Regions from separate parts of the Homo sapiens genome. Here region 1 is linked to region 2. A link is an interaction called in ENCODE POLR2A ChIA-PET data of the cell type or tissue named here. Cell type or tissue: CD4-positive, alpha-beta T cell. All regions are shown on one strand. Each heading gives the region's core, and the rest is flanking DNA. Links, peaks and the distances in the headings are about the cores only.

Region 1 (5,381 bases), core at 94-5,093, 63 kb before region 2:
AATTCCTGGGCAAATAGAAGCAAGCCTAGAATATTTGAAGGAATAATTTTTGAAGAATATTTGAGAGAGAAGAAGATGACTTTGTGCTAATTTTGTACCTAGGGCATCAGCCCTGTAATTTAAGTTTTAGAAGAAACACAAACCTGTTTTATCATCACAGTTGGGTAAAGTCTGGAATGTATTTTACAACCACGTTATTGACAATTATTCGGCTCAACATTTCCGAAAATTCAGTCAGTTGTCTATCACCTACACTACAATGTATCATTTGTACTATTACTTACCTAATACTTTCCTTTCAACCAGCCCACTTTTTAAAACTTAAATACTTACTTTATATTAAATACAAATAAATATGAAATTATGGATTTAGTATCTACCTATATTTTCCTAACAACTATTGAAATAAATATATAACTGTTACAGTAAAAACCATCTCAATCCATATGTGGTAAAAATACTACACGTTGGGAAAATTGATTTGGATATAACCGTAAGTGATCTTGACTTTGTTTCTCATTAGATTTCTATCATCACATCCTCTGCTTTGTGAAATACTAATTCCTGGTTAATTTCCATTTGGTTATAATCCTTCCACAAAGTCTGTTTTTCAGAAAAGGCACCTGGATGCTATAATTTTGAGTTTTGACACTTCTGAAAATGTCTCTCTTTGTTCCCATACATGAAAGTTTGGTTGGCTGTGAAATTTTAATATAATTCTTAATCCACGGGATTATTTATACTTTACCCCATTGTCTTCTAATTTTCAATATTGCAAATAAGAACTCCAATGCCAATCTGAATTGCTCTCTATATAGAAGTGTGTAGGATTTTACATCGTTACTGAAATGCATAAACTTTACCAGAAATGTACACAGGTGGATATTTTGCAACAATTCTGCCCAGGACTCAGTGAATCATTTCAATCTACAGATTATGCTCCTTCTTTAGCTCAGGAAATTTTCTTTCATTTATTTATTTATTTATTTATATTTATATTTTGATGGGGATAGTGTCTCATTATGTTGCTCCGCTGGTCTTGAACTTCCAGGCTTAAGAGATCCTCCTGCCTCAGCCTCCCAAGTAGCTGGGACTACAGGCTCCAGCCACCGCACCAAACTTCTTTTGTTCACTGGTACTTCTCTTCCATCTAATATTCTCTTTTATTCTGTGACTCCTGTTATATAAATATTGAAACATTATGTCTATCTCCTTCCCTCATCTTTTATTTCATGAATTTATCTTTTTGTCTGTGTCCTTTGAGCAATTATATTAATTCTTTTGATCTAACAATTCATTAAATCAGGTTTCAGTAGCATATATGCTGTAGTTCTATTTTATTCTGGTGATACAGTCGTTCTTTTATTTTCAAGGACTGTTTCTTATTCTCCCAGTATTTCATTTCATGCTTCTTTTACTCTCTGAAATTTTACTGAGAATACCAATTTGCTTTCTTTTCCTTGTTTCCAGTGGAGTTGGATGAAAATACAAATTTGAATCTTTAAAAGTTATCTCCTGTTTTCTGTAATCATTCTTTCGAAACAGAAGCCATTGGCTCTGATTAACTGTTGATTCCCTTTTGGAGGCTGCTAGATCTCCTCAAATGATTAATTGGTGTTTGTTGTTCTGTACTGATGTTCATAAATATGAAAGCCCACATTGAAAGGACTGATAGGTCTTCTGGGTGCTGTCAGCAACTGCACAAGTCTCTATGAGCTTCCCCCCAGCCTTTTCCCAGCTTATTTCTGTTTCAGCCTCTACTGGCACTTTCCTGTGGCTATCAGCCTCAGGAGGGACTCGAAGACAGGCCCTGCCTTTGCTGCTGTGGTTATAGGATAGCCAATCATAGCAGGTTTCTATCTTCCAGAAAGTCCTCAAAGTTTCTGCCAGGTTGAGATAGTTCTTCCTTTTTTAACAAGGGGTTGCAGGTCTTTTTTTGTTTGTTTTTTGTTTTTTCTCTGTTGTTTTTATCATTTCAGTAAGGTTTGAGGAAAGTATTGTAAGCTCAAAGTGTTATCTTGAAGTAAACCTTGTGTGACTTCCTGCTAGATTGGGCCTGATACTGCAGTCTCTGGGGTGCCCCGCCCATAAACCCCCAAGTTCCCACTGCCAGCATCCACGTGTCTGCCTGAGAGCATTCTGTGGCAGCTGAGCCCACTCTGTCGTGTGCAGCAGGCCAGAAGTACTGGAATCTCATCCAGTGCCTCGCCCTCCTGTTTTTCAAAGACTGAGAGGGGTTGGTGTATGAAGACCATAACATCCTTGTCCCTTTGGTTGGAAACTCTGAGGTGCCAGACTGCACGGGCTCCCAGAACCCTTAAGAGGACAGTGTGATCTAGTCACTCACAGTGAGAACTAGATGCACCCTTTAAAATCTTCCTTCCCATCCCTGTCTCATTTCTCTGCTCTCTTACCTTGTTTCTTGGGATCGCCTTGCAGAGAAATTAATGAATCCTCCTCTAAAGGGAAACTCAAATCAAAACACTAAGTATGACAGGCTTTCTAGAAAGCTCTCTCCCCTGGTGTGGAGAATGAACTGGAGGAGATGGAACTGTAGAGGCCAGGAGATGTGAGCAACAGTCCTAGGGAAGATAAGAAAAGAGCCAGCACCACATTGCCTCAAGGGAAGACCACCACGTGCAACGCTTTGAAAGGCCGAGGCAGGAGAATTTTGTGAGGCCAGGAGTTCAAGACCAGCCTGAGCAACATTGCAAGACCTTGTCTCTACAAACATATATATGTACTAAACATACATATATTAGTACATATGCATATATATATATATGTATATGTACTAAAAATTAGCCAGGCCTGGTGGCACACACCTGTAGTCCTAGCTACTCAGGAGGCTGAGGTGGGAGAATCACTTGAGCCCAGGAATTAAGGCTGCAATGAGCCATGATCACACCACTGTATTCTACCCTGGGTTAAAGAGTGAGATCCTGTCTCAAAAAAAAAAAAAAAAAAAAATCAAAGTAGTCATCATAAAAATATCCCAACTCTGCAGAGCTTCCTAGCACTTATTTTATGGTTTATTGTTGTTATTTTTATTACTAAGGAGACACTTAGTCAATATCGTTGAATAAATAAAAGATTCCTAGGCTCCTGGCTGGATGGTGGAGCCACTCACTAAGAGAAGGACCAGAGGAAAAGGCACAAGTTTGGAAGGAGAGGAGAGGGAGGCAATTTCCTCCCACAAACATATCAGATAACAGGGTGCTCTGGGTCCTTCTTGGAACTCAGGGCCCCCAGCAGGCTCATGCAGGGGGATGATGAGATGACTAAACAGTCGCTGTGGCATGTGTGCCTGTCTATCAGAAGGAATTCAGCCCTCTTGTCAGCAGCCGCTAATGAGCCAGATGATAACATTTTACTTGTTGGATTATGAAGGGCAGGAGCAGAGGGCCAGGATAGTCCAGACATTCGGGGTCGTGGGACAACGGATATTTACCAACAGCAGGCAGAGCTGTACTGCTATGTATACATTGAGTCCCAGCCCTGTGCCTGAAGACAGGCAGAGAAGCCAGGCAGATTGGAAGACACCAGCTAGGATGGTTGAAGGAGAGACCTTCCCCCAGCTCCTACTGAGAGACAACTGGAACAGGCCAAAGATAGCAAACACTGATTGGACGCTTACACGGGGCCAGAATGCTGTTCCCAGTGCTTCCTGTAAATTAACTGAAAGGAGAGTAGTTTCCATGAATGTCCCCCTTTTACAGATGAAGAAACTGAGCTGCAGGGAAGGACTGAGTGTGGAGGACTATTTTCAGTAACTTGGAGTTTTTCAGTAGCTTGGCTATGATTACATGGTTAGTAGGTGGCAGGACCAAAATTCAGACACAGACCAAGGCATCTCTCTATTTACCGGCCCTATAAATTGGAGTACAAGATGGAAAGCAAAAGGAGAAAATCAGTTAGTGGCTATCAAAGAGGTTTGAGGAGGCTCAGTGGTGTTTTGATGGACCAGGAGCTCAAGGGGTAACCAGAAAAGTACTTCTCCAGCTGTTAGGATAGACAAGGACTGCATGCATGTGCTTGTCCCCCACTGGTAGGGTTTCTGAGGAGGTGGAGAGCAGGTGGCAGGAAATATACAGGAGATTTGAAACAGTCTGTGGCATTAGAATGGACTTAGTAGATTTGAAAAGTGGGGGCATCATTTATCTTTGTACTCCCAAGTCCAAACATGATCCTGGGTACAAATTATTATTCAAGAAATATTTCTGAATGAGTGCACAAATAAACAAAAAACCTGCTTGATCTTTCTCAAACATGGATCCAATACCATCTCTTACCTCATTTAAATATTCCCAAGGTGCCCTACCAGTTGTGAAGCAGCAACATTGTCTCGGAGTTTGTCATCTTGCACCAAGAAGTTTAAGGACAGGGACACATGTGAGTGGGTCAAAGAACGGAAAGTTTAATAGGCAATAGGAAGGTGAGAGGAGAGCAGCCTTCCCTCTCATGAGGAAGAGGTGACTGAAACGGAAAACCTGCAGCAGATTTTATATGCATGCAGGCTTGAGGAGGCGGTGTCTGACTTAAGTAGGGCCCACAGATTGGTTTGACCAGATGCGACGTTTACATAGCACTTGGGGAAGGCTGGTCACCCCACCCTAATCTTATTCTGCAAATGGGCCTTCCACTTGGCCAGCGCCATCTTGTCTGCTCCTTACTGTACACGTGGCTGGCAAAGAGAAGGGAACATGGAGCCATCATTTTGATCATGCCTAGTCCCAGGTAGCCTTCTCCTATTGACACAAGTGCCAGCATTCACCTGTGCAAGCTTCCAGCTTGCTTGTCTATGTCTGCAGCTCAATTTTACAGGCTGCTCTTTGTTAGAAAAGAACATGATTGCCTGGGTGTGGTGGCTCACACCTGTAATCCCAACACTTTGGGAGGCCAAGGCGGGCGGATCATGAGGTCAGGAGATCGAGACCATCCTGGCCAACATGATGAAACCCTGTCTCTACTAAAAATACAAAAATTACCTGGGCATGGTGGCATGCTCCTGTAGTCCCAGCCACTCAGGAGGCTGAGGCAGGAGAATCGCTTGAACCTGGGAGGCGGAGGTTGCAGTGAGCTGAGATTGTGCCACTGCACTCCAGCCTGGTGACAGAGTGAGACTCCATCTCAAAAAAAAAAAAAAAAGAAGAAGAAGAAGAAGAGAAAGAACTTGATTTTGGGGCTGCTTTTCATTAAAAGGAAAACCTTACTGAGGATTCCTGTACCCTCACTATCTGCCTAAGTACTTTCTTCTTAACTACTACGTCAGTTGCAGGATAAAGTCTAAATGCCTCATCCTGGATTTCAAGGCCAGCATGATCTCACCTCTGTCTATTATTTCACTGCAACGTCCCCCACACTTGATCTTCCCTGCTGCT
Region 2 (5,381 bases), core at 128-5,127:
CCAGCATTAAGGCACCACCTCACCTCGCTCATGAGGCTGCCAGGGAGTTGTAACAGTCGTTTCTGTGGTGCCAGCCCAGTTTCAAAGCACGTTCTTACCTACGATCATCGTTACCCCCAGCACACCCCTTCTGAAATATGCATCTCTTCTAAGCCTCAGTGCCAACTGTGGACCACTTGTCTCTGAGTAAATTCTTGGGCAAGGCTAGGAGGGAGCAGGGCTGTGGCCTCTGCTACACTCCAGCATTGTGTCCTGCCTCCCTCCAGCAGCTGCCCACCCAGACATGTGCTCATAACCAAGCTACAGGTGCCCCTGCCAAGGCCAAGGATGACTGTTGTCGCATGATGCAGACCTGTCTCTCCCCTGTGAGCCAGAGAGGACACAAGATGACACTTACAGAAGTGACTGCCCGCTCAGGGGCCATGGTGGCTGTGAGGGGAGCCAGGCCATCTGTGGGGACCCCACTGGCTTCCTCATCCTCAAAAGTACTGAGGGACACTTCGGTTGCAGCTGCAGCTGTTGTTAAACTGTCTTCACTGCTTGGACCCTGAAATGAAATTGGCATGAGGAGCTGTGCCCCTTCGCCCATGCCCCTGGTTCAGTGGGTGTGAGGCTGGGGGGTGGAAAGCGCTAAAGCCTCAGATAACTGGAGGCTCCATGATTCCCTTTCCTTTGCTCCTCCAGGACCACACCTTCGCCTGGAGCTCCAGCATTAGAACGTACCTTTCAGGGCATCCTCCCACCCACCCCAGAGTCCCTTCTAGCACATCTCTGCTAAGCACTTCTCTGGCCTTAGCTTTGTGAAAGGAAAATAAATCTCAGGATCCCCAAATCAATAAGCCAAAGGGAAAAAAAAATCAAGCTGGGAACTACTTAGGGCAAATCTGTCTCCCATTCTAGCCCTTAAAAAGATAGCTACTAAGATAAAAAAAAGCTACATACTTCCCTAATAATTTGTCCATAAGGAAATTCCTTGCAGACAAAGGACAGATGGAACTCAAAGTCACCCCTCTGCTCACGGAGATAAATGCATATCTGATTGCTTCCTTTGGAAAGGCTAATCAGAAACTCAAAAGAATGCAATCATTTGTCTTTTATCTACCTATGACATGGAAGCCCCCTCCCCACTTTGAGTTGTCCTGCATTTCTGGACAGCACAAATGTACACCTTATATATACTGATTGATGTCTCATGTCTCCCTAAAATGCATAAAACCAAGCTGTGCTCCAACCACCTTGGGCACATGTTGTCAGGATCTCCTGAGGCTGTGTCACGGGCATGTCTTTGACCTTTGCAAAATAAACTACCTAACTTTCCTGAGACCTGTCTCAGATATTTGGGGTTCACATTTTGGCAACCAAGAAGGGATTCTGAGTGGAGGTGCCACTGACCTTTGACAAATCTCATATCGGTGCTTGATACCAGCTTGAGCTTTCTTTATGGTTCAAACCAATAGGACAATTTGCTGAGGCCTAGGAGCCTCCCCTCCAGAGAATCCCTGATCTCCCAAAATTTGGTCAAGTTCTAAAGTTTATTTTGCTGTACAATTCTTTTTTTGCAGTCTTACTTGCTTCCAACAAGGAATGCAAGTTTTCCTGCTTCTAGGATGATGGAAGGCACCTAACTCCTTTCTGGAGTTTGAGCTCATTTCTAACAGGGAAGGCAAGTTTAAATTCTTTCCTGCTTCTAGGATGGTAGAGAGCAATCTTCTGCCTAAGACCTATCTCTAGTAAGTAGCTGAATTGGGGTTTTGTCTTAGCTGAAGTTAAGATTAACAACCAGCTGTTCCTAATTTCTCCTTACTATTAAAGTGCTCAGTAATCATGTTGTTAGGGTTTTTTTGGTTGTTGTTCTGATCTTTCTCCCATCAGATTTGACCAGCTCTACCTGACTTGGTCAAATCTGAATGAGAATTCTAAATTATGGGTAACAAGACCTCTCTGAATTGGCTAAAATTTCTCACAGCTGCAAGAGAGGGGAAAAAAAAACACAACATGCACGTTTGCTATCCTTGCTTCCTGTCTTAAAAACTTTTTTTCTTTCGTTTACTTTTCTTCCGCCCTATACCTCCTTCCCCCTTCACTATCTTTAGTACCAATAAAAACCTAGAGGAGGCTTCCAATGACTCAAACCCCTTAAAGTATTCAGAACAAAGGCACCACCCGCCCCTTTTTGGGGTGTTCCATTTTCTTTGTGGAGTTTCAAGAGTCATGAGCAGATTCTTCTTAGGTCTGAAGCTCTGCTCTCCTGTATTGTAAGACCTGACCTCTTTGGCTTTTGGGGGTACCAGAGATTACCTTATACCGGGAGAGGATTTGACCTTAGTGTGTATAATGGTGGATGAGAGTACAAAGTTAGAGGTGGCTGAGGACAATTTACAGGAAGTGGTCTTAGCTGTTTTTTTTTTTTTTTCTCCTAGGAAGTTATTGTTTAGGACCCTAATTCTAGTTCAGAGGTACATTCTAAAGGGTGTCTTCTCCATTGCCTTTCCTCCTGAAATTAATCTCAATTGGCTAGTGTGAGCATTTTGCATGAGGAATTGAACTATTGTTTTCACAGATAAATGGGAGAATGAGTTTCCTCAGCTTCAAAGAGAAAGGGCATTTTGCACCTCCCAGCTGAAAGGTGCCCCTGGGTGACTGGAGGGCAAGTGGGAGTGTCTTGGGGGGTTGACCCCCCCATGACATGCAGCAACCCTACAGGGAACCCCCAACAAAATTAGTTTAAAAAGCCTCATTCAGGAAGTGCATATAGGAGCTGGTCACCCTGCATTTTGATTTTGAGCCTCTTGGAGGTGCTAGAACTACACAGAGAGAAACTGAGACACGTAAGAGGGTGGAAATGGCTCAGTGGTGACACACTGTAGAGTCTCACCCGCAACCAGCACACTTTGACACACTCCACTAAAATGCTAGGCCACAGCTCAGTTCGTCCCTTAAAATAAAAAATAAATAAATAAAAAAGGCCGGGCACGGTGGTTCATGCCTGTAGTCTCAGCACTTTGGGAGGGATCATGAAGTCAGGAGTTCGAGACCAGCCTGGCCAACATGGTGAAAACCTGTCTCTACTAAAAATACAAAAAAACTAGCTGGGCATGGTGGCACGCACCTGTAGTCCCAGCTACTCAAGACGCTGAGGCAGGAGAATCACTTGAACCCAGGAGGTGGAGGTTGCAGTGAGCCGAGATTGTACCATTGCACTCCAGCCTGGGCAATAGAGGGAGACTCCGTCTCAAAAAAAAAAAAAAAAAAAAAAAAAAGGGTGGGAAACAAATAATCTAAGAATAAGGAAAAACAAGGAGAATGACCCTCTTTCAGGCACTCTGTTGGTTTTATGGTGCCTCTTCTTGCAAGTATTTTTGTAAAATGAACATATATGGTATTTTCATGCACAATTACAGCAAGAAAAATTCAGAGCCCAAAAGTCGATCTGCAACTATAAAGTTCCTAAGTTCTCTATCTCTCTGCTTTCTTCTCTGCCTCTGCCTGCTTTAAGTCTGCTGTTACATTTCTCCTGAGATAAAATCCACTGTTTGCATCCAGACATTTATTTTTGTTATTGTTTCTGCAGGACAATGTGTTTGTATTAATATTTCATGGCTAGAGTTCTGAAGTAAAAGCTATAGGATTTTTGGTTGTATGAGTATGTATGTGTGTGTTTATGTGTACATACACATTTTGTTGTGTTTTTCGCTACAAGGTATGACAATGGCTTAAAGAGTACTCATAAATTAAATGATAAACCCAAATGCTTTTCAAGTTCACACGACTTAAGTCTTTAATAAGCTAGTTTTAAAATTACTGGTAAAGCAATATTAGAAATGTCTTAAGAATTGCCAGCATACATTTTTGTTTGCATTTATTGATCAAGCAATTTCATACTTATCCCTGCCAAATACTATAAGGTGTCAAAATTTGGCACAAGGGTTACAAAACTATAAACTCAGCCCAAAACAGGATAACCTTTGCTTGTGTACTGTCTGATAAATAAGACAAGAACATTAGTTTAATGAAAATAGCTAAATCTTGATTTAGTAAAATAACCATATATTTAATCTTAAGGTTCTACTTAGATAAACACCTGAAATTCACAGGCTATAAAATGGTTGGCAGGGAAATAACTTTAAATAATGACTATTGCAGTTTTCATAAATACAGTAATCTAGGTACAGTATTAAAAATAATTAGGTAAATGTAATGGGATAAATACTTATAGACAAATGTGTCATAATTTAGAATCTAAAGTTAAATTAAATAATAGATATTTCATTAGTTGGGTATATTCCAATTAAAAAATATATTGTAAGAAAACATTCTTTCTAAAAAAAAGTGTGTTTTTTAAAAGGTGAATAATTTTTGTCTCATTCAAAGCTTATTTAAAGGTTATGTATAAAACAAAGTGAAGGGAATCAGGAAATGAGAGAGATGTAAAGAAAGTTATAGAAATAAAGAGGTAATTTTGGTAAGAAAGCTTAAAGAAAAATAATTTTATACAAGAAAGAATCTTTTATGGTAAATTTTGTCCTAGAATAAAATGACTTTTTTTTTTTTTTTTTTCAGAAAGAGGGATGCTCAGGAAAACTAGAAAGTCCAAGCATGTCAGAAATGGTCTGTTTACATCATAAGAAGAAGACAGATGAAAAAAAAAGCTTTCATATGAGCAAGTTGTCTACAATTAAAGGGAAATTATTTAAAATGGTCTTTCCAGAGATTGGGTTTTGATTTTTAAAAAACCACTTATACACTAAAGAATTGGTTTGAACTACAAAATTTTCTTAAGGTATTGCTTTACTCTTAATAAATTACAAGGCATTATAATTTTTTTACACAAAGTTCGACTTTTATTGCATCTTGCTCTTTTCTGTTTTCTCTCGCCTTTTAAAAGGCCTGAAATAATAACTAATCTTCAACTCATTTTCAGCTCCTGTAAGATTTTTTTTCCTCTGGTTATAAATGTTGTGGCCTGATGCTAAAAAAATGTTTTATCTTAAAGATCTAAAAGGAGTATTTTCTTCCAATATAATATTCCCCATAGAGAACAGCAGTCGCACTGCAGAAGGTCTTTTCTTTTGCCTTTGGGTAACTGGCCTAATAAACAGATCTTACACTTTATCTAAATAATTCCTATGTCATTATTACTAAGTTTTCGTTTGCTTAGAAAAGATGCAGATTAACAAAAAGAATATTTTTTTTAATTAAGGTTATTACGTCCATATAACTTTCTGTGAAGGGAGCCGAAGGCCCATGGGACGTGACCAACTCAGCATTCCACTGGAGGCTATATGATCGAACAGCAAACTGTTTATCATGAATGCAGGATGTGAGCAAACTCACAAGTGTTCCCGCCGACAGAAGGTTTGCTGGAGGCAATCACTCCCGGG

The links. ChIA-PET counts read pairs that join two places held together with the same protein. Peaks named below come from ENCODE experiments on the same cell type or tissue, not always from the same donor. Only the 100,000 strongest peaks of a DNase experiment are listed, where the experiment ranks them.
Region 1: POLR2A ChIA-PET joins it to region 2 with 10 read pairs; 6 of 35 experiments call an interaction of 5 or more read pairs at or near these places.

Annotation. Positions count from the first base shown.
Region 1 is chr9:99,073,470-99,078,850 of GRCh38, reverse strand. No RefSeq gene overlaps it. Among named protein-coding and RNA genes, the nearest start is that of TGFBR1, 29 kb to the left of the region's middle. RefSeq lists a cis regulatory region at 3,009-3,727. In CD4-positive, alpha-beta T cell, for the core only: no CTCF peak of the experiment used is centred there; a DNase peak (open chromatin) is centred at 2,080; H3K27ac peaks cover 1,781 bases.
Region 2 is chr9:99,010,583-99,015,963 of GRCh38, reverse strand. COL15A1 (collagen type XV alpha 1 chain) reads right to left here. Exons shown (of 42, transcript NM_001855.5): 10 at 398-547. Among named protein-coding and RNA genes, the nearest start is that of COL15A1-AS1, 69 kb to the right of the region's middle. In CD4-positive, alpha-beta T cell, for the core only: no CTCF peak of the experiment used is centred there; a DNase peak (open chromatin) is centred at 2,723; H3K27ac peaks cover 988 bases.